Linked DNA regions of Homo sapiens: all the other regions are linked to region 1. A link is a loop called in an ENCODE intact Hi-C map of the cell type or tissue named here. Cell type or tissue: A673. All regions are shown on one strand.

What was found. A loop is a pair of places that touch in the nucleus more often than their neighbours do. Peaks named below come from ENCODE experiments on the same cell type or tissue, not always from the same donor. Only the 100,000 strongest peaks of a DNase experiment are listed, where the experiment ranks them.
Region 2: a loop joins it to region 1, with 4 times the contacts of the local background. A loop is called at or near these places in 1 of 110 quality-filtered maps.
Region 3: it touches region 1 in a loop (2.8-fold over the local background); 1 of 110 quality-filtered maps calls a loop at or near these places.

Annotation. Positions count from the first base shown.
Region 1 is chr11:91,866,354-91,874,353 of GRCh38, forward strand. LINC02756 (long intergenic non-protein coding RNA 2756) reads left to right here. Exons shown (of 12, transcript NR_187312.1): 12 at 5,501-6,133. Among named protein-coding and RNA genes, the nearest start is that of LINC02756, 76 kb to the left of the region's middle. In A673, no CTCF peak of the experiment used is centred here; DNase peaks (open chromatin) are centred at 3,598, 5,148, 5,548, 6,058 and 3 weaker places; H3K4me3 peaks cover 1,921 bases; H3K27ac peaks cover 4,851 bases.
Region 2 is chr11:91,942,695-91,950,694 of GRCh38, forward strand. It overlaps the pseudogene TUBB4BP4. Among named protein-coding and RNA genes, the nearest start is that of LINC02756, 150 kb to the left of the region's middle. In A673, no CTCF peak of the experiment used is centred here; DNase peaks (open chromatin) are centred at 3,997 and 4,707; H3K4me3 peaks cover 504 bases; H3K27ac peaks cover 1,982 bases.
Region 3 is chr11:92,293,903-92,301,902 of GRCh38, forward strand. The region is part of intron 1 of FAT3 (FAT atypical cadherin 3); the gene reads left to right. Among named protein-coding and RNA genes, the nearest start is that of FAT3, 73 kb to the left of the region's middle. In A673, no CTCF peak of the experiment used is centred here; a DNase peak (open chromatin) is centred at 4,299; H3K27me3 peaks cover 2,746 bases.

The sequences.
Region 1 (8,000 bases):
GTAGGCAATGTTGTCTAGGTTTGTGTATGTATACTCTGTGATGTTTGGACAAGAATGAAATTGCCTAATGACACATTTCTCAGAATATATCCCCATCATTAAGTGAGATATGACTGTGTATGTGTGTGTACCCTATTATGATGTGTTAAGTCTTTTTCTAGGTATAAAAGACAGGCTTCACACAAAGTAGAATGAAAATGTTGCAAAATAGAGATGACCAATGTGTTTTGGTATTCGCTCAGGCAGGAAGCTTGAAGGAAGACAAGGCATTTAGGCTTGATCTTAAAAGCTAAGTAAGATTTGCATAGGCAAAGTAAGAGGCAATAGAATGCTACAAAAGAAGAGCATGAAAGATGACATGATGGTGGTAAAGGTGTAACGGTGTAAATGTGTATTAAGAGTAAAGGAGTAAAGCTAGAGTGTGAGTATGTAGAAGGGGAAAACAGAAAGGTAGGGTATGAACTTCATGGCGGGACTTGGACTTTATCCTTTAGCCTTTGGAAGCAATTCAAAGTTTATGCAAGAGGACGTGATGTGTTTTAGAATGATAGGTATACATAGGTCTGAAGGATCAACTATAAGAGAAAGACTGCAGTCAGTAAGATTTCTTAGGAAGTTATTTTAATATTCCTGAGAGAGGGACTAAAAGACAAAGCAGAATTACCTACCTATTGGGTATGGAGTTTGGAGGAGAAGAAAGTTTTAGGTCTGTGCTTCTCCTATGTTGATATGCATATAAATCATTGTTCTGGTTAAAATGGATATTCCAATTCAGTAGGTCTGGTGAGGCATAAGATTCTGTATTTCTAAGAAGCTCCCAGATGATGTCAATGCTGATGAATTGTATGTTCAACAACAAGATTTGAGACCACTCCAGGTATTTCCTTCTTGTGAAACTGGCTATGTGATGTTTCATTAAATGAGATAGGCTTGGATCAGGGGAAGATACTGACTGCCTCCACTACTGGACACATTCAATGGGAGGCACACAAGTCAAGAGTTAGAAATTGGATTGCTCTTTTAGAAATGAGGCTAAAGCTGTACTTAAAGAATTGGAAATTACTAAAGGAGAGAATCAAGGCAAAATTTAAGTGGATAAGACTTCACAGAAAAAAAGGAATTAAAAAGAGTCAAAAATAGTATATTACCGAAGACCTGGAACAAAATGGGCACTTAATAATTACTTGTTGAAGGAACAAATGAATGTGCCCCTATTTAAAAGGCAAATAAAAAAAAAAAAAGGAGAACAATGGGTGACTGAGAAGGAGCAGTCAAGAAGGCCAAATGACAGCTGAGTCACAGAAGACATAAGAGAGAAGCCTTTTGCTGAATGCTGAATAGGGAATGCATACTGTGAGATGTCGCTGTGAGTTTGCATGGTCTTTCTAAGATGTTGTAGTGGGTGATGTGGCATGCCACCCAGATGCCCTCCAGGATTGAGAAAATCATTCTCCCAACTGCTGAGAGAGTTGGCTGCAATGAATCTCAGCCAAGTTCTTTTCCAGAAATGTGCCTTCCTCAAGAGCAGCCTCATTCAAATTCATGCTCCCTTTCCACAGGCAGCTCAAGTCCAATGACTGGCCCATGTGGGGATATAAAGGCTTAGTCCCTTGCCTCAAAGTATGATCCTGCTGAAGAGGCATCTCAGCTTAAGACAGTCCGTGAGATCAGCTGAGGTCCTGTTTATACTATTTAACAGTCCAATTCCTCCTTCTGCCCAGCCCTGCTGCCTTCATTCCTTCACAGGTGTTGTTTCTGGGAGAACTCCCCAGTAAAATTCCATCTGAGTCTGTTTCCCGGAAATCTGACCTAAGACAGATGTTGACTTTATTCCTAGAGATTAAATTGCAAAAGCCATTCATATTTGAGGCTGTGTCTCCCTAGGCCCTTTTCTAAACTGAGATCGCACTTCTCTGCCTCAATCTTCTTTTGCTTTTTTGCTTCTGAAACTGTACTGGCAGGTACTGCCACACCATCTGTGCATAACAGCCCAGCAAATTTTGGGGGCATCTGCTACAGTAAGGTCACATTCCCAGCTGTTGTGTCATGTCTTCAACATCTTCTTTGATTTCTCTCACTCCTTACTTTGCAGAGAGCAGTTCAAGGTAAAATCTCCCTGCTTGTTTGTTTCTATTATCCACCTGCTGTTGTAGAGAACTGACATTATCTTATGTACTCTTTAAAATGGAAAGACATGGAACTCACTAATTAAATTTGCAGATCAAGCTGAAATAAAAGTCATAGCAAAATCACTAAGGACAGGCACGTTATGTAAAGTGGCTTCAGTGCTTAGAAATATAGTCAGGAAATGACCAAATGAGCTTTAGCAAGGAGACCTGAAAATTAATACATCTGGAGGAAAGGAACCTGAAACACAGCTATTTAAATTTCCAGGGAGAAAACTGGAAAGCAACAAGACCAGCAAGAAAAAAAAAGAATAAAAAGAACAGGAAGGTGATATTAGACACTTCAACATAAGCTTATGGTGCAGTGAAACTGAATAAAAAACAGGGTGCATTTCTTGGCTGTATTTTAAGATGCGTTACTGCACATGGTTGCAAGGTGATCCCTATATGGAGCTGCCATGTGGTAGACCATGTTGGTTTTCAGGTGCTTGGGTAATAGCATGAAATAGACAAATTGGGAGCAATTGGAAGACAGCTATAGAAATAATGAATAGGAGTGATTGAATTACAAGAAAAGGAGATAAATGGGTGTAGGTAATTTCCTCCAGTGCCAAGGGAGAGTGAAGATGAAGGTCAGCATGGGAGCAACATTGCTCTAATGCAGAAAAGCCTGTGCTGGAGTGTTACCTGTCAAAATGGGATTAAGGCTGAGACAGGAAAGGGTAGTTTCAAAAAGTCGGCAAGTACTTCCAAATGCGCAGCCACTATGGCACAGTCATCAAAAAGGAGCTGTAAAAGAAACAGCACCACACTTGTAGACGAGTCTGTGAACACTGGGCTTCTTGGCATGAGTCTGAACCTGAGGCCAGCTTCAGCAGTGGACAAAGTTGCAGCTCCATTCCAGGCACAGAGTTGGTCAGTTCAGAAAACTGTTCTAATTTCTCATCTTTAATTGATTCAAAATAAAAATAGATGAACAAGTAGAATGTGTGTCCAAAAATAGAGTTGATGTTCCACCAGCCTGTAAACTCATTAAGAGCTGAGCACTTGTCTTATTCATCTCTGTGTCTCAGGTGTCTGGTGCAACAAAACTGCTTATTAAATGTTTTCTGAATTAGTTAATGAGGGAAAACTGAGAAAAAAATATTCCTGCCGTGAAGTTCCGGGCCACATTTCTGGCAGACCACAGGCTCAGCACTTCTGGGGATCTTTGGAAACTTTCCCCAAAGGGCTTGCATTCAAGAAAGAGATTTGTGCCTCACTGGCTGTCCTGGCTTCATAGTATCCTTTTTCAAGGGGAGAAAATCCCTCAGCATGGGGTCAGGCAGGCTCCCACATTTAAAAATTGGATAGCTTCGTTTTTTCTAAAGTCCAAGTGTGAAACGGAAGAAGCTGACAGGAAGTGTTCATTAATATATTGAACAAATGTTAGGACTCTGTATAGTTTAGCAGTTAAGAGCAGCTAAGAGCCAGATGGCCAGATTTCAAATTTTGGCTCTGCTACTTCCTAATTGGGTATATCCTTTGGCAAGTTATTTAACTTCCCTGTGCTTAGTTTCTTCATTTGTAAAACAAGGATAATAATAGTTCTTGATGAATGGAGTTGTACTGGGGATTAAAATAAATAATCTATGTAAAGCATTGAGAAGAATGCTGATCAGTAAATCTTTCATCTCTCTCTCTCTCCCCACTCTCTTTCTCTCTCTTGCTCTGTGTGTGTCTGTGTGTGTGTGTCTGTGTGTGTCTATGTGTATGCATGTGTGTGTGTATGTGTGTGTGTGTAGCACTTATGGGCTAGGCATTCCTATACATTGCAGAGACAATGGTAGGAAATAAGACTGGCAAGATATTTTCCTATATATGTCCTGCTCTCATAGATCTTCCCTTCTCATTAGAGAGTCAGACTCTAAGCAAAAAAGTAAGTAAATAAGGGCCATAATTTCAGATGGAGATGAGTTCCATGAGAAAATAAAATGAAATGATGTACTAAAGAATGACTTGGGGAAGAACAAAGTGCTGCATTAGAGCGTCCAGAAAGAGATGCTTTCAGAAAGTCAGAGCTGAGAACTGAATGACCAGAAGGAACCAGCCATGTGAGAGCACAGAGAAGAAATAATACAATGCATAGATGTCACTTTAAGATGGAATAAGTTTGTCATTTTCAAGAAGGCAGAGTAATAAGTGCTTTGCGGACAAGACAGGGCAGAGGTAGATGAGCTCTAGGAGGTAGACAGGGACAGATTATGTTGAGCTTTGTTGCCCAGGGCAATAGCTTTTAATCTAATTTTAATGCAGTGGGAAGCCATTGGAAACATTTGGGCGGAGAATGACATGATCTGACTTCAAATTTATAAAAGATCGTTTTGACTGGCTTCTGTGTAGAGACTCAACTACATGGTATTGGAGGAGAAACAAAGGGACCCATTGGAGGCAATTGGCTATTGCAGAATCCCGATGACAATTAATGCCACTTGGACTAGGGTTATAGCACTGAAGATGGAAAGAATGTGACGAGTTTAAGTTATGCATTAGAGTAAAACCAGTCAGATTTCCTCATGGATTAGATGTGGAGGAAGTTGAATCTGTTAGTTTTTTCAGTGTCTGGCACTTGACTAAGCCTAGAAACAAAAAGTTTAAAAACAATAATTATATACAGAGCCTGCCTTTAAGTAGCTCTTTTGAGCTGTATTTTGTAGGGAACAGAATCCTACTCAGACTTCAAGGAATGGATTATCTACAGAGGCATGAGCAACATTAGACAAGTCAGCAAAAATGGTGGAGAACATAGAAACTATCAAGAATCAAAAGCCACCACTACCTTAGGCTTAGAAAGGCAAGGCAAGGCAAGGAAATAGTACTAACAAAGCCCAGTGAACATGGGAATCTTGGAGAAGGGCTGCCCGGCAGGAGACGTATTCCCAGAGGGACATGCTCTGCCACAGAATGTGTCCAGCATAGAAAAGAAGTGGGGAGTGAATACTTCTTCCTTGTCCCACCCTCCAATTTTTTACGACTGCCTTCCATAAGCTAAGCCTCACTGGAATCCAGGCAGCAAAGGAGGTATGATCGTCTGAGGTGTCAGCCCACTCAGCGTATAGGACAGGACAGAGAAAAGCAGAGGAGGAAGCTGGGTGAGTTGGGAGGGACAGGCAAATGGAAAATGAAAAGTATACAAGCATGCAAAAGTATTACAGAAAAAAGAAAATGTCATTTGGAATCAAGTGCAAGACTAGCTTCAGGGTTTTCACACAGGCTTAGCTCAGAGACAGTGCCCAGTTCAAATTCTTCTATGCAAAAAACCTGAGAATACAACCCAATTTCCCATCTTCTCAAAGTAGTCACTACTCTCTCATTTCTTTCTCCCCCCACAACAGGGAGGAGGAAAAAACCATGGCTGCGGAGGTGATTTAATATCCTGTTGACTCTGAAGAAAAATACACTTCTTCATTATAAGAGTTTTATTGCCAATGACTAGAAGGAAATGTAAAGGGGACAACACAAGATGACTAACACAGGAAGTTATAAAACTCACAGCTCTAACTGTCATGGCCCTGGGCCCATGGTGCCTGAATCCCTCTGGGAGTATTAAATGGAAGGCCCCCTGGTACCTGAATTTTGTTTTAGTTTTCTCTCTCCATCTCTGTGATTACACATAAAATCAGCCAAGCACCTGCTCCCCTCCAGCCTAGATAACACATACCTCCATGCTATAAAGGGACAATTTGACCAAGAGACACCCACCTCACCTGACCACAGAGCTGGAAAATCTACTATGTCAGACTTCCATGCAACCGCTGGTGGGAGAAAGTTTTCACGAGTCTCTCTGGGCCCTTATCCCTCTCCCCTGTATTCCCATCCTTATCCAAATCCACATTTCACCAAACTCCCTAACGCTAAGCAGCTGTTGAAGTTCAGATCACAGTCTCTGAGGAGCTCCTGGTTTCCCATGGAATGTGATTTGCCTCATCATCTTACAGCCTGCCTCCACTTTGCTTTCTTATCATTTCAGAGGCTTGGGATGCCTGTGTGCACAATAAATCAATGGCATTTTAAGCTTTCCCTGTGGCCTCAATCACTATGCGCCTTGGTGCAGCTTGCTGTGCTGATCACGTTTATGACTTCACCTAAATTCTTAATGCTCTATCTCATTGCAAAGAAAGGGGATTATTTTTTATGAAAATGTAATTTTAGCTTAGCCACCAGACAATTTCCAATATGCTATGAAAAGAATAAAATAGCCCCCAAAAAGCCATATCTCCTAGAATTTACCCCTCCTATAATCTAGATTATAAACTCAATGGAGATACAGATCATATCTGAATTGAACATTACTGTACCCTAGACCCTATTGCTACATCTAGTGCACAATTTATGCTTGGTATTTGTTGATACTGAATAGCACATTGTTTTGCAAATGGAATTTTTTAATAACCACCTCTTCCTGTGCCACCCTAAGCATGCACATGTATATGCACGCACACACACATGCACTTTACCTTCATACACGCATGATGCTCTCAGTGATAAAGTCATGTGTAGCTCAAGGTGATCAAAAGAGGTATTTGTATAAGAAAGCAGAAACAGTTCTTTATAAAAACAAGACAACAAAGCTTACTGTTAGCAGTGGTCCCAGGAATGAGACCGCCCCGCATCCCTCACTGTCTCTATCTGTGCCCGTCCAGGGAGTCTGTTTTTAGAAAGCCCTTGTCTGTTTGCTTCCTCTCCACAATTCAAGAGAGAAACTCAGGTCTCTCTCTCTTCTTTTTTTTTTTTTTTTTTTAACCATTGCCTTTACTTCACCAAGTTTTCTATAGAGTAGAAATTTCCCCCTAGAGGAATAGAGGAATTCTGGACTTTTGCATTTATATTAGACATTCTGGAATAATCTTCAGTATTCCTTTGTTCAGTCTTCTTTGTCCATAAGCCTTTCCAGTGTCTCTCCCCCAGCACCATACAACAGCCTGCTTTGTGTTTCTTCTGCCTACCTCTTCCCCTAACTTCACCTCTTGTTTAGGTGCACATTTCTTTCAAAACTAGACCATTAACTTCTTGAGGAAAGTCCTAAGTCTTTTCCTTTTTGTATTACCTCATACATATACTTTACCTCCAATCAGAAAAAAATTGTCTTCTCTTTGGTCTCATAGCTGTTATTTCTTTCCAGCTTTGGTCTGTCAAAATTAATGTTATTTGGAAGAAGAATATAAAAATAGAAAAACACAATAGTTGAGTCAAGCCCATGAAAGCAAAATGCTCTCTAAGAGGAACCACTTTCAGGGCTCTAGGCTAAATGCTATTTGAATCCTGTGAACTGGAATTCCTCTGAGAGATCTTCTCTGCCTTCCTCAGGCAGGCCAGTCTTGGCTGGACACCTCTGGTTTTGCCAAGAAAGCACAGTTCCTGTCTGCAAACAGCACAAGCATAGTAGGTCAGCAGACGGGCAGAGCTGGCTCAAATTTATTAAAAGCATCTTCATATTGTAGCTCAAGAATACACTGCTGTTTTTACCGGGTGATGAAGATATTTGGTGAGGTTTTTAAAAGAATAAAAGAATAGAAAAGATAAACCTTATGTTTCTATGTAGCTTAGGGTCAGAGCATTTCATATTCATGCATCTAGCTGATTTTCACAATATCTCTGTGAAGCAGGCAGGGCAGTTATTATCCCCCTTTTATTGATGAGGACACTGAGGTTCAATATTTTAATTACTTGCCTAAGGCCACATCCAGCTCGTGATGTACCATCTACCATCTGGATGGCAGCACTCAGTCTCCAAAATAGACCTCTTGACTCCTGGAGCCAAAACTACCACACAGGTTTCAAACTTTTAGGCAAGTGTTGAGGAAAGAAATGGGATTTTTGTAAAGAAAAAAAAAA
Region 2 (8,000 bases), 76 kb after region 1:
AGTGAATTCAATATCTCTCTTTTCTTTTGTACTTTTCCATCACTGCAGGTTGAAAAAAATGGTGAAAGCACATTCAGAGCATGCCTTCAAACTGTTTTCATGCTGATGGAACAAGAGAAGTCTATTGGTCCCGGTGACCTAAGGTCTAGATGCTAAACTCTCAGTAGCAATACAGTGTGCATTTTCCAGATCTATTTTCTGTACTTATATCTCAAGAACAAAGCAAGGCAGTAGCTGAACCAGCCAGGAATTCCAGGTCTTTACCATCATCTCTTCTTCTGAAATACCCATTATGCATAACAACATCTTCCATATGTACCTGAGCAATGAATAGTGATGAAATAAATTAAATTTGCACAATTATTCATCCAGTCATCCATTGATTGATTTTGCTAGCTATATACTGAAATAACAGCACAGTGTTTGACATTGTTCAAGAAATGAAGCAAGTGTGTAAATACACTGCCTGCTCTCAAAGGAGATTATAACAACACAAAATGAAATGACCAGAATACACTCACTTCCCTTTTGCTTCTAACTTCGTCTCACTATTACCCTCCATGATAGTCTGGAGGGTCTTAGCCCTCGTACCTGTCTGAATTTTTAGACATGAGAGCTCCTCCTTTTTTAGTAAGAGTAAGGGCCTTTTAAAAGGGACTTTGTGCAGCATTTGGCTAGCTTGCTCTTCCACTCTGCTGCCATGTAAGGACTCCGTGTTCATTCCTTTTGCCCTTCCATCTTCCGTCATCCCACAGCAAGGAGGCCCTCACCAGATGGCGGTGGCTTGATATTAGACTTCCCACTTGTAGAACCATAAGAAATACATTTCTACACTACAAATTACCCAATCTGTAGTATTCTACCATAGCAGTATAAAAGAGACTGAGACAGTGTCGCAACAATAACTCAGACTATTGCATCCAAACTCAAATCTTTACCAGGTCCCACCCTGCCCCCAACTTGACTGGCAGTCACTGTCTCATACCTCAAGGGATCTTATCACCATTCAGTCAGCAGCACAAACAAAGCAGCGGTTGTCAGCTTTGATTTTCCTCTCCCTCTGCCCCATATCCACTCCACCATCAAATTCACCCTTTGAATCACATTCAGATAGACATCCCTCTCTCCATCTTCACCACCATTACCCTGTGTTTCAACCTCCTCTCCTATCCCTTAGCTTCTCTTATTTTTATAGCATTCTAGTTTGTATATCTGCCCCAATTCAGGTTTCTCTCTGATATGCCTCCCATAAAAAAGTCAGAATTACCTTTCCAAAAGGCAAATTATACCTATCTATGCATAAAAATGTCTAAAGCTACCCATTGCTCTTGGGATAAAAAGAAAACTAAAAATGGACTTCTAGACAGCATGGTTCATCCTACACACTTAGTCTCGGGCCCACATTCTTTATAAGAGCCCTTTACTTGGGGTGCTGTCCAAAGAGGTCTTCTTTCAATCCATCATGTTCCCTACATCCTCTCTCTGCAAGGGCCCTCTACAGTGTTGTCACCTCCCTCCCTCATCCTAACTCCCTCTGATGGGCTCTGTAGCTCTCTGTTTATACTTGTCACTCTTGTACTTTTTAATTTGTATGTTGGACTATAAGATTGTCCATCTCCCTAAGTGTATTAGTCCATTCTTGCACTGCTATAAAGAAATACCTGAGATTGGATAATTTATCAAGAAAAGAGGTTTAATTGGCTTATGGTTCTGCAGGCTGTACAGGAAGAGTGGAAGCATCTGCTCAGCTTCTGAGGAGGCCTCAGGAAACTCTCAGTCGTAGTGGAAAAGGAAGGGGAAGCAGGCATGTCTTACATGGCTGGAGCAGGAAGAAGAGAGAAGTGGGGAAGGAAATACACACTTTTAAACAATCAGATCTCAGGAGAACTTAGCACCAAGGAGATAGTGCCTAACCATTCATGAGAAACCACCCCATGATCCAATTACCTCCCGCCAGGCCCCACCTTAAACATTGGGGATTACAATTGAATGTGAGATTTGGATGGGGGCATAAATCCAAACCATATCACTAAGTAAGTTTCATTATAGCAGGGACCATTGGCTTTTCATTCCTTGTTGTACACCCAGCGCCTAGTCCATAGTAGGTGCTCAGAAAATACTGCTGGAGAAACAAAGGAATAAGTGAATGAGGAAATCATAAAAATGAGATAATTCTTAAATGTACTCTGCCCTTTTCTGTTATTTGTTAAACTAAATGTGCTCGTATAATAGGAGTTTGTGTTTCTCTTCAATGTTTTCCTCAGAAAATATACAGCATTTCTTAATCTGTGTTTGTAACTTTTACCCATGTTAATACATAAGTAGTGTATATTTTTGTTTAAAAGTAAAGGAATAAAGGTAAACATAAGAAATGTAAAAGATCACCCAAATACAGTACTCAGATTATTAGTGGTATTTTGATATGTATTTTTCTTTTTGTCTGTGTGTTTTTAAGCAAAAAGTGGAGATATACTATTCATTTTTTGTAATCTGCTTGTTTTTTCTATTTATCAGGAACATCTAATCTTTCCATATTAATAAATAGTTTCTACAACATTGTCATATCATTTAGTAACTACCTTGTGTTGTTTTACTTTGACATATCATGATTTGTTTTCAGAATATTGGAATATTTTTTCTCTCTGGCAATTACAAAAATTTCTGCTGACAATCTTTGAGGTTATATCTTTATGAACATACTTAATGATTTTTTGGAATAAATTGTCATATTTGGAAATGCTGGGTCAATGCTTGTACAACATTTTAAAGTAAAAATTAGCGAGGCGTGGTGGCACGTGCCTGTAGTACCAGCTACTCAGGAGGCTGAAGCAGGAGAATTGCTTGAACCCAGAGGTGGAGGTTGCAGTGAGCTGAGATTGCGCCACTGTACTCCAGCCTGGGTGACAGAGACTGTGTCTAAAAAAAAAAAAAAAAAAATTAAAGCATTTGGCATGCACTGCAAAATTGCCCTTCAGAAAGGTTGTACCAATTTATGTCTCTGCTGAGATAGCTGTGAATGCCTGCTTTCTTGCCCCTTTGGCAATAGTAGCTATCATTTGTGTTTTAAATCTTTGCCAATTTGACAGATAAGTAAATATTGCCTTCATGTTTAATTTTCATTTTTTTGCTAACCTGTGGCTAAATATTCTCATGTTTATAAGCCATTTGCAATTTTTCTTTTGTGACTTAAATGGATTCTCTTCTTTTTCTTTGTTTTTTTTTTTTTTTTTGACGGAGTCTCGCTCTGTCGCCCAGGCTGGAGTGCAGTGCCGCGATCTCGGCTCACTGTAAGCTCCGCCTCCCGATTCACGCGATTCTCTTCTTAATGATACAAGGTTATAGCTTAAAATGTAGAATATTTTATGGAAGGTCTTTGAAGGCGAAGGGGATGTAAAGGTTTCTCTCCTGATATTCTCAGTGGCTTAGCCCTGGCTTTCACACTTGCTATGTCTGCTCATTTTAGTACCTCTCTAAACTTCACATCAGCTATCACCTGTTCTTACCAATCTTACAAATAGTTAGTGCTTGCATTGTATTTACCTTCTTATGTTCCATGAGCTAAAAACACAAATTAAAAACTAGACAAAATTGAAAGATAATCAAACTTGCCAAACAAAATGTAACATTAACTCTAATATTAACTCTGGGCAAACTTCGGGTTGCTAAGAGAATGCGGTGACCTGCTTCTGGGTCTTGACTATGCTACAGGTAATAGATACCCCCATGTAAGTTTCTCTGAATAACTAAGAAGCAACTGCGTTTGTACTTTATCTTTTCCTTATCATGGGAAATATCTGATCTCTTCAGCAAATTTTTGGTAACAGGCCTCAATTAGAGCCAGGAAGTCCTGGGAATTCCCCTGACAGCTTGTCCACAGAAACCATCTGGCCCAACAGGGAAAATCAAAATAAGTCCTCTCTGCCTTCATCATGAGCCCAGATTAGCAAAGAAGAAAAAATTTCCTTCTCAGGAAGACTTACCATTAAATTTAGTCACTGACTTTCAGACACCTTCACTGCATAAATAGACTAAGACAGATTGTTCCCAGAGCTTCTGAAAAAGAAAGTCAGATAAACTGTAACAAATTTGAAAAGGAGCCAAAATAATTAATAGAAACTGTTTCATTGCTGTCTTGTTTCTCTTCCTAATTAATATTTATGTGCACACATTCCAGAGACATTGCTGTTTGCTTAAGAATACACTATTGCAATATTGTTGGCTACAGCTGTTTTTGCAATAAGAATTCATTGAGCAGCCTAAAATTGACAGATTAATACCCTGGTAATTAAATTTCCTAAATGAGAAGAACTATTTCTCTCCTCCTAAAAAACAAACAAAACAAGTATAGTAAGAACTAGGGGTGCAGAACGATTATAGATCCTAAAATACCAAAAGGAGTTTTGGTCAGAAAGATGTGTGAGATTTTCATCTTCAAAGAGCTGTAATAGGTTGAAAAATCACCAGACTGAGGTCTCATTTCTAGGGGCGGGAGGGGCAGGTGGTGCAGGTGGCTATGAAAAGTCAAAGCCTTTTGCAGAAGGCAGTGTTTGTGTTGGTGGTAAGTGCTGAATGTCTTTACAATGACTTTGTTATGACAGCTCTACACTAATAAATTACAACCAGTGCAACCCCTAATCGGGAAGTTTCATTCATGCCAATGAGTCATGTGAGCTTGTGCCTGTAGCAGGCCAGTTTTAATGTAATGGCAAAGGATCCAGAAGAGTCAGGAGGGGCCACCCCTGGAGCATAATACTCCTAATTACAGCACAGTTAAATTGCATCTGAAAACCTCACCACTCCACCCCACCCCATCCTGTTCCCACCCTGCCATACACGTGGGAAATCCAATTGTGGTTTGCAGTGAGAGACCAAGAGTCATCCAGACCCTTCTCCAAACAAATAACTTTCCCAGCTTTCTGCTGGCAGGCTAGATTTGGCTGCAATCATCAACTAAATTCCAACATTTTTGTTATTTAACATTTGTGTAAAACTTCCTTTCTTCCAAGTGCTTTGCAGTCATCAATCAGTTATTAGCCAGCTTGTGATGGATGAGTGTGCAGTTCCTAAATTTTACTCTGCACCAAATAAAGCAGTAACTCTCTCTTTCCCTCTCTACCTCTTTCACTTCCCATCTCTCCTTCCTTTTCTCTCCCTCTGTCCCTCTCTCCCTCTGCCCCTCTCCTCGTCTCTTCCCCTTTCTCCTCCTCTTCCCCTTACTCTCTCCTTTCCAGTCAATCCCATCAATCCAGTCAGGCTCTTAGTCCTGTGAGGAAGCTCTTTATCTTGGCAAAGGTGGGCCTCCCAGAACCTCTGACCACCTCCATTCAGCAGAACCACATCTCTTACACCACTCCCTGATGCTACACAGTAAAGTCCCTTTTCATCACCAGGTCTGTCAGTCACACTAAATTGGTAAATCATTTCTCTTGTCAGATGTTTCAGCCTGGCCTCCCCTGCCCTTCCAGACACTGATAATTGAGAACAAATAGTGTGTTAACCGCTTGTTTATTAATAAAACATTTGCCTCCCCTAACGCAAGCAGTAAGTAATTTGAAGTGACATGGCTGTTATGTTCACAGTTATTTCTCAGTACCGCTGAGAAATGCATATATTTATCTCTGTTTTGGGAAGCCCAAATTTACACCTTCAGTTTTTCATTAAAGGCACACATCTCCCCTTTGTAGTTTGTCTGCCTTTCTCAGCTGCCTGTTTTGGTTTGTGTAATGCCCATAGGTACCTGTCACTGGGAAGACTTGGGGAAACCCAAAGAGAAACACTGGGCATTTTGAAATCCGGCCGAAAGCACTGCACCATCTTTCATTCCCTGTTCAAATGCGATCTCTTCATCACAAAAAGATGCCAACTCCTAGTCAAGGTATTATTTCATTATGTACTCTCAATGATACTTGATCTAATTTCACTCTTTGTCTAAAAATTGGTTTAGTACCGATTGTACTCACTTGCAGCACTATCAAGGGAGACTACTGACTCCAACCCCATCGTCAATTCTCAGCATTCAGGCTGGTTTTAGCTATCTGTCATGCAACTCCTTTTTATCCAGTCACTTCCTCTAGGTTACTTTACCACCCTCAACTCAGTTAGGCCTAATCCAAGGAACAATTATTTTTTTTTTCCTACCAAATGTTCAGGCTTTCATTTTTCCCCTTTTCCTAGCTAATACTAACAGTTGAACTCAGAGAATATTCCTGCAGCATTCTCACTGACTCCAATTAATTCACATGCATAAGAATCTTACTTTCTAGCATCTTGACTAATTGCTTATACCCAGTTTCTACTTGAACTAGGCCAAAAAAGAAATTAAAGTATCATAAAGAAAACCTCATCAATGTTTTCTGTTTGTGTTTTTTAGCATACTTGAGCTTCTGAATGTGCTTTTCCCAGAAGGATTGAAGACCAAAGGGATCACCCTTTGGTCCTGAAAGGACATGTATTAGTAATGCTGTCAACTAATTAGCCAGGGCTGTACAGCAAGAGCACATGTTGTTGCTTCAACTGCAGACAGAATAAGCAACTCTGTTCCTCTGAGTAAACTGATTAACCTTTATCTCCCAATTTAAAAGTCTAGAATGATGTTACAAACAATTACCTCTCAAATCAATCATAATTAGTCCATTTGTGTGGTAGTAAAACAACACCTCCAAATTCTGGTATTTTTGATATTTACTAACTTTTTCAAAAATATTTATTGAATATTCACCATTTTTCTGGAATGGATTAGACACTGGACTTGTCATAAAATTGATTAAGCAAAGCTAGTAAGTAGTTTAGAGCAAAAGGTTTACATAAGGAGGATCAAAAAGAGGGGTGACAGTAAGAATAATGCCCCTTCCACATCCATGTTTGTGTCTTAATTTCGGGACTAGGGCTTTTTTTTTTCTATGAAAATGAAAATGATTGAATAGAGGTGAACACACAGCAAGTGCACACGGAGTGAGACATGGCTATCATAGAACATGTTGTGAGTGAATGAAAAATTCACACCTCTTCCACCCTTCACTCAGTAACAGAATGCTCCAGGCCACCTCCTCCTCGGCCCACTCCCCAAACTCTCCCTCCTGCTTGCCCATAGCATCCTGATATTGTTGGGACTCAGACATCAGGTCCTTCACGTTGCTCTCAGCCTCAGTCAACTCCATCTCATCCATGCCCCAACCTACGTACCAGTGCAGGAAGGCCTTGCACATGAACATGGCTGTGAACTGCTCTAAGATACACCTGAATAGCACCTGGAAGGCTATTTTGTTGCTGAAGAAGGTGGCAGACATTTTTAGCCCCCAAAGTTGGATATCACAGACAGCTGTTTTCACATTGTGGAGGATGGGAATGTCCCAGTGAACATGTTATTTTACATAGCAAAAGGGACTTTGCAAATATGATTAACAACCTTGAGATGTGGAGATTGTCCTGGATCCAATCCACTTATATGAGTCCTTAAAAACTAAGAACCTTTCCAAACTATGGTGACAAAGAGATGTGCTGATAAAAGCAGGGTCAGAGAGATGCTGTGTTACTAGCTTTGAAGATTTGAAAAGAGGCTACAAGTCAAGTAATGCAGGTGGTCTCTAGAAGCTGGAAAAGGCAAGAAAATTAATTCTTATAGAAGCTTCAGAAAGGAATCATGCTCTGTGGATATCTTGATGCCAGCCCAGCAGGGCCCATGTTGCATTACTAACCTACATAACTGTAAGATAATAAATTTTATTTTTCCGTCAGTTTGTGGTGATTTCTTATGGCTGCAATAGAAACTAGTACAGGAGTTTGGGCTCGAAGTACAATTGTACCCCTCATTAGCTAATTTGAGCATATTATTTAATCTTTTTAGTTTCTTGGTTTCTTTATCTGTGAATCTGAGAGAATAATATCTGCTTTATAGTTCATGATGAGGAAAACAGGAAGGTGAAGCAGGTAAATGCTCTGGCACTATGCTAGAAGGTAATGGGTGTTCAGCGAATAGTTGCTGAACACATTGTAGATGCATG
Region 3 (8,000 bases), 430 kb after region 1:
AAAGCCACTTGCGTGCAAGTACACAATTGGATAGAGATTCAGATTTCCAATGGGGCAGCTTTTCCACATTATTAAATCTGTCAGTTTCCTGCCATCTTAGTCATCTTGGGCTGCCATAACAAAATATCACAGACTGGGTGAACTAAACAATGGATATATTTTCTCACAGTTCTGGAGGCTGGGAAAATCCCAAATCAAGGTTTGGGCCTATTTGGTTTCTGATGAGGGCTCTCTTCCTGGCCTGTAGACAATTGCCTTCTTGCTTTGCCCTCAAATGGCTTTTCCTTGGTGCATGCATGCAGAAAGAAAGAAATAATTCTCTGGTGTGTTTCTTAAAAGGACACTAATCCTATTCAATCAAGGCCCCACCCTTATAACCCCATTTAACCTTAATTACTTCCATAAAGACCTCATCTCCAAATATAGCCACGCTGAGGATTAGGGCTTCGGCATATGAATTTGGGGGTGGAAGGGACACACACATTCAGTCCATACCACTTGTCCAACAAACACTGCTAGGTGCTGACTTTTGTTGTACTGCTAAGGAGCCTAAGCTACAGAGATGAGCCATTGCCAAGTCATACTATAGTGGAGATAAGTGTGGACCTATGTAGGACAAGCTAGAGAAGGTATCCATTGGGAAGTGATTTGTGAGCCTTGAGAGACAAGTATAGGTGTCATGCAGAAAAGAGGACAGCCATCAAGAGTTCATTCTATGTTGTTGTCTATTGCTAACACAAAGAAAAAGACAGAACCTGATTTTGCCTTTTTTTTTTTCTTATTTTGTTCTATTGAATATCATCATGCTGGATTATATGAGCCTTTTGTAAACCATGGAGATCCTTCACTCCATCCCTCTTTTTCTTTGGAAAGGTGGAAAATGAATAAATAAAATGAAATGTAGAACCTGGAGCCAGGTATTTGTCAGAATGTTAATTCCAGGCATGCATTCCTCTCTGTTTCTCTTTCAAGTCTTGTGTTTTTAAAGACATCATTGAAAGATTTAGTAGTGCTTGTGTAATCTCTGTCAATCCCTACTGATGTATCCTAGTGCAGTTTGCTTACTTTATTCACTGGCCATTGGAATGGTTTTTCCTTTAAAGGTCTTTCTGATCACCCTATCATGAGCAAACCTGAAATCTTAATTTGACTGCTAAGAAAAGGACATCAGAAAGCTGGAGGTTTTCTGTAAAATGCATTTCTCCTGTCATCATCTCATTTACTCATTCAGCTCACATCTACTGAGCATTTACTACTTGCCATAAACTCTTCTAGGTGGAACTATTGGGTACAAGACAGAATAAGATAATTCTTTACCCTGGAATGCATGTAGGTTCATGCAGGGATGAAAAATGTCGTTCAATTCAGCCATAGACTTGGTTCACAGAGCCTGCCAAGAGCACTTATGGAAGAGGTTTCTAAGACTGCATTTAAAGTGACTTGGCCAGGAGGCCGTGTTGGATTATTGGGAGTCACCATGGACTTTGGACAGGGAGTTGAGGAAAAGGAAGTAGTGACTTGCAAATTGCATATTTGCTATCCCGAGCTGTGCCGTGTCTGAATACAATTCTTTCACTGAATTATGGATGCAGGGTCAAAAATGCATTATCTTCAGTGGGATAAAAAATCAGCCTCCCACAATGATCAGTTATCTTGTATTTAAATTTTGTTAGAAATACATTTTAGTCTTCTAGAAATTTTTTTCTCCGTGGCTTTTCCTCTCTTTTCTCCCAAGACTTTAAGTTACAGTTGGGAAATTGTTCTCTTCTTAAGGGAATGATTCATCGTCGGCAGGCATTTATTAATGTTTTTCAGCAAAAGCCTGGGATGAAGCCAGCTGCTTTGCTGACTATGGAAAGAAGGGGCCTCAAACCCTTGACTTTTTCTTTTACACAACAATGTTCATTCTTGGATGCACAATAGAATCACCTTAGATGCTTTTTAAAAGCCCAGGACTCACCCTAAACTATAGAACTTCCAGGATGGGACCCAGACATCAGATTTCAATGTATAACCTTGGAGAACCAGTGTCTGACCAGGGCACATGCAGCCGCCACCAGGTTTTGGTCACTTGGATGGCTGGTCTGGCAGCTGTTCTGGTAATTGTGGAGATAGAAGCTAAGACTAGAGGGAGGAGGCCACCTTACAGGTTTCCCCTGGCTCAATGGTGTTTACTCTGGGCAAACTCAAGGTATACAGTTATGGTTGAGATATTCTGGTCCAACTCTGGACCCACAGTCTTTATGCTTCCCCCGAGGGTTAAAAATCTCAGAATTCCACTTCTAATTCCTACACGGTCTTTGGGAAGCAGTACACAGTTGTAGCTAAGAGTGTGTGGTTAAGACCACAGGCTTTGGAGTTGGAAAATACTGAAGTCAAATCCTGATCAAATGTGTGGCCTTAAGCAAGTAACATAACAGTATCATGACTCAGCTTCCATCTCTGGGAAGTGGTGGAATAATACATGCATTTAAGGATTGTTTAAGGGCTAAATGAGACAATGTACACAAAGAGGAAACACTTCATTATACTAGGTATAAAGGGAGGGCTCCAGAAACGTTGGCTGCCATGGTAGCTGCCAGTGTGAGAATCAACCATAGGTATGGGGCCACTGCTGGTCATCCATCTGCTGACCTAGGAGTAGGAAGCAAGTTCAGGAAGCTGCTGGTGGCCACGTGCATGTCAAGTTCAACTTGTTATGGCCTGTCTGTTTCATGGGTTTTTGACAATCAGTGGAATAAATGGATGAAATATTTAATAGATGTCTCAAAGCACTGTGAAAAGGCTCAGCGCGAAATGGAGCTGATCTCAGTGGTTAGCCTGCCTTTTCTATCTCATCCATGACCTCCCTGTTTGCGGATGGTGCCTGAAGTGATAGCCATTGCGCATGCTGCCTTAAATCATGGCAGTCCCTTTGCTCTAGCATTCCCCAGGCTCAGAACCTAGACAAGAGTACTGACTTTCTTCCTGGACTTGAATGTACCTTCTGTGCCATTTAAACAACATAGTGATCCAGAACAGTGAGTATTAAGTGATCTCTAGATTTCATTTTATTAATTAAAGCCTCTGTATGCATCCAATTACCTTTCAAATAAGCAGCAAAATTAGAGCTTGACTTTTAGTTATCTTGCTTCTACCTTACACTCTAGTAACAAGCAAAGCAATATGTAAGAGAAGGAGAAGGAACAACTGAAGAATTAGATGGTTCACAGCCCTGGAATATTGTAGTTGACTGTCAGGTTTAGTTCATCATTGGTAGTCCTTCTCTTTCATGAAGCCCTCCTTAAATTCCTGTTCTCCTCCAGTCAGCTTCAAGATCTTGTTTCCTCTGAATTTTCATAGTGTTTCATTGACTTTTTGGTGCCAATTTTTCTTTTATTAAAATTGTTTATGCAAATATTTTACAAGCTCCTTATGGGGAAGGCCTTGTATTAGTTAGTTTTATATCACCCCTAGTATCTAACACTGAGCCTTGTACCTAGTAAGTAAACATTTGTCAACTAAATGGTTACATACTTTGTAACAGTCACAAGAAAGAAATCCATACAATAAAGACTCATTATTATTCTGACCATCAAATGACAACTGTCATTTATTTTTCAGGTATTTATTGGTAACACGGATATTATGATCTTTCAGACTCCTTTTAAGAATATTTTGATGCCTTAATCCATTCTCCAGACAAAACTCATGACCAAGAGCAGTAAAGAGCTTCCACCATTAATTTTCCCCTCCAAATCTATGACAATTTTCTAAGCCTGCATTTGCAAACATATTGTTTCTGTGTTGCACGGTTTCCAAGTGAGCGTAGTTATCATTTAGAATTCTCCCACCTGCTTCCAGATGTCAAAGGAGTGGGGGATTGCTCCTGAGAGCTCATCAATTCTGCTTCAGTGGACTCTGTGAGGATGCAGAATGGATAAGTTTGCCTGTAAATTCTCTTTTGAAATCTTAAATTGTCCACAATCTGTGGCAACTCTTGTTTTATTTGAATATTTTGGGAAAGTGGGATGGCAGTAATTTGAAAGAGAAATTCTGTCCAGCATTAGCTGGACATAATAAACCAGCATTGGCCTGTCTGGTGGTAAGCTCTTTTTGGAAGAATAAGCTTGTTTCTGTGAGCACAACAAGGAAATGCGGGTGGTGAGGACATCCAGGATAAGACAAGTGGTGATTGACAGCCCAGCTGGTGGAGATGGGTAATTGGAAATTCATGGCACATAAATCTCCCAGTACTTATCTTGAAGCACAGGAAGAGAGGAGATCTGAGCAGGGGAACATTTAGCTCTTTCAAAGGGATCTAATAAGGTAGCAAATCTTTAAGTTCTTCATTTTAACTTTAATTAAATTATGGTTTTCTGTCTTGGAGAGATAAATGCATGCTGCTTAAGGAATGACTCTGTGCATAGAAAATGGAAATGTGCAGGACTATTGGAGGAGTTCTTTGTTTACACAGAATATGCAATCCTTTCCCATGGGTCCCATTCCTTTGGAGAGCAATTGTTTCTTTCTCTTGATGGGTTTCTGGTTTCCCTATGTACAGTCACATCTCCTTTATGTGTCTTAGCTTTCTAGTTTCCAAACTAATATTTAAAAAAAGAAGTGTTATTAGATCATTATGAAGTAACAATAATAGCAGCATAAAGGAAGAGATGTTCTTCCTATTTGTTGAAGTCTCATGCTTTCTGTGCTGGTTTGGGTCTTTGGTTCAGCATCTCTGAGTGGAAAGTCACCTTTCATTGTCTTCTTCATGATAACCCATCATATTAGTAAAGATGGTCGTTAATCAACTTCCAATTTTTTTTCCTCCAGGCCAGGCAACCTGTTCAGCCTAAATAACTAAGAGTTTTCAATCTCAACAAAGTTGAGTATTTTGAACTTGTCAGCATATGAGTGAGATTAGGACTCTCACTAAACCTGACAGATGGAGCTCCCTGGCTCCTTTCTGTAAGTTGGATGGATCTGCTGAAGGAATGGTTCTTTTTTTTCAGCCCAGCTTCCACTGCCTCTGCCTCATTGCTGTTGAAGTTCAGAACACTTATCTAATCTGAGTGCCCTGTGTGTGTGCAAAGATCTCTTTTTCTGGTTGGCAAAACATTTCATCTGTTGCAATGCCAGAGTTCCTGCTGGTGAGTGGAGCTACACAGAAGAGGGGTAGCTTTCTGTGGCTTTGGAGCTTCCATAAGCATCATGCCTAACATCTGGCTGAGGTCTGGAAAGGAAGAAGAGATTGTAGGGGTACACCAAAGTCCAGAGACAGAAGGAAAAGTACTTATAATGGTGGGGTACAAGATGGATTAATCAAACTGAGCAAATGCATTGAGCTTTGGAAGTGCTGAGCACTTGTATTAGGCATCCTGGAAGTACCCAAGAAAGACAAGATTTGCTTCCTGATGACCTGGAGTCAGGAAATTCACATTATCATCTGAGCTCTTCCAAGAGCCAATCTAGTTACCTGGGTTGGACTAGATCTTAAAGGTAAGATGAAAGAGTTAGTCTAGATAATAGGTGCAGTAAAGACAAAGATGACATAGACTTTCTTGCCCTTTCCAAAGGCCATTAAGGCTGCTTTATGCTTCTAATGTGTGCAGTATGTGTTTTCTCACTCCATGCTCCTTGCTGTGCACAGAGGAGGAAGACAATAAATACATATGAATTGACTGATCCGATGTCGAGCAAGGTAACAACAGAGGGGTGGGTCACAGAGAATGGGTGAAGACTTATATTTGACAATCACAGCAGGAAACCTTTAGTAGAAGTGATTATCAAGCTTTTACAACTATGTCTCATATCTTAAAAAGCACTGTAATTAATATATGTCTCTTCAGTGAAGGAAACAAAAAGCCATATCTTCATTTAAATAACATCAGTAGCAGCTGTCAGTACTACCAATATAGGTTTTGCAAAAGAAGCTTCCGGGTTCACTAGTAGGTTAAGTTCACTTTTGTCATCCTGAAGATTTGTTATGAATTGTAAAGCCTTCCATGGCCCCCATAGCTCCAGAAAGAAATCTATCTCTTCAGCAGGGCACATTCTGACTTTCACAAACTGACATTAACCTTTCTTTTTCCTCCTCATCTCATACATTCAACAAACATTATTAACTAAATCTCTGTGCCAGGTATTGATGCTAGATGCTCATGATTCAAAATGAGTAAGTCTCCTGTTGTCAAAGAGTGTGCATCCTAACAATTGGGGGAATCATGAAACCAATTAACACAATTAAGTGCATATGTGTTACAAGAGGAATTTCAACAGGGTACAAATGTAGGCCATAGACATGTCATGCACTTACATGTCATTATTCGTTGGCTCATTATATTTCCTGTGCTCAAGATTTTGTTTTTGCCAGGTCTTACAGCAAAGCACAGCCCTTCAATCAAATTCATGCTCTGAGGTCACTTTCATGGGCTGTTTCCATTTATGTTCCTGTGAGAGTTTGGGTGTGCATTTATCATGTTACTGTGTCTGTGTTTTCTGCTAGACCATGAGAACTTCAAAGGCTGGGGCTTTGTCTTACACACTTTTGTAACAAGTAGGTGCTCACTGAAACTTTACAGGAAGGCAGATAGGCTGTTATGTCAGACTGCAATTACTGTTTCCTCTGTCTGGAATACTTTTTCAGCAGATCTTTTAATTAATGACTTGCTTTCAGAGAGGCCTTCCTTAACAATCTTATCTAAAATAGACCCTTCTCTTTGTCTAAGTCTCTCTTGATCAGTTTGTCAAGGTATGCTGTCTTCATGGCATATGTCGCTATGTGAAATTTCATATTTGTTTTTGTCTGTTGCCACTAAATGCAAGCCCCCTGAGTAGAGATATTGTCTGTCTCATTCACTGCTGTATTAGCTGCAGCTAGAATAGCACATGGCTCATAGTAAAAAACCTTCAGTATATATTTGTCAAATACATGCATGACATTTAGTTTCTGGTATTTCCGGTCTAACACACCTTTATATTATTTTAAAAAATGAGCTCTTCAAAGTTTTTCATAGTGTTTTCTTCTCTCTCTGGGATTGTTTCGTTGTTCTGGTACCTTGAAGATAATGGCAGCAGGGTGGCATTTAACTTCTTCCACATTTGGCTTGGTGCCACTGACCTTTCATGGAGTTTTTCTCAGCAGATGCTGCACAGAAAATGAGCTCTTTCTCAATTATGGGGGCCTGAGGCCTCTCCTCATGTGCTTTTGGTGACGGGCAGCATGGGGTCAGACTTTGGCTTCTGATCTCCTCTTTCTCAGCTGTTTGTCTTCATCTAGATAGTCAGCTGGGCTACACTCACATAGGGGTTACATTTGAAAGGGAAGAGAGCCCAGTTGGTTTTTCTCTTCTTCATGATTGCTGACATTTCCAAATGTAGTAAGGACATACAGTTGAAGGAAGAGGATAGATAGGTGGCGAAAAAGAAAGGGCACTACAGTGGATAAGCTTGTGATTGGGAAGCCCTAGAGCTTCCACCACTTGAGTGCAGAGGGCCCTGCTCACTGGGATGGAGGTGGCTGGGGCAGCATTTCTCTCCCTTCCTCTGTAGGATCTGCTGCCCCTTCCGTTAGGAGGGAGGGGGATGGAACAGAATGCCTTATTTCTGGGCCCATAGCTCTCTGTCAACAAGTCACCTTTACACTTTGATTATCTTTTTCTATGTTGTCTGGGGAATGGCAAATGGGGGCAGAGCCAGCTTTGCTAGATGACAAGTGCAGCACCACTCTTTATTGGGGACACTTATACCCATTAGTCTCAACTTTGGGGATCACAACAGCCAGTTACATTATTATTATTGTTCCTTTATTCTGAGTGAGCTTGCAATTTGTTTCACAGTTATTCCAGGGGAATAGAGGGTCTCAATTATTGAAGGATCAAATGTCCAAACTAGATCATCTTGTGTGCCTCATAGTGGGTCTAGAGTGTTGTTGCTGTTGTTTGTTGTTTGTTTAGGTGCAACTGTAAGCACAAGAATCCATACGATTCCTCACCTCTTTCCAAAGGGCTTTGAGGGGCCCT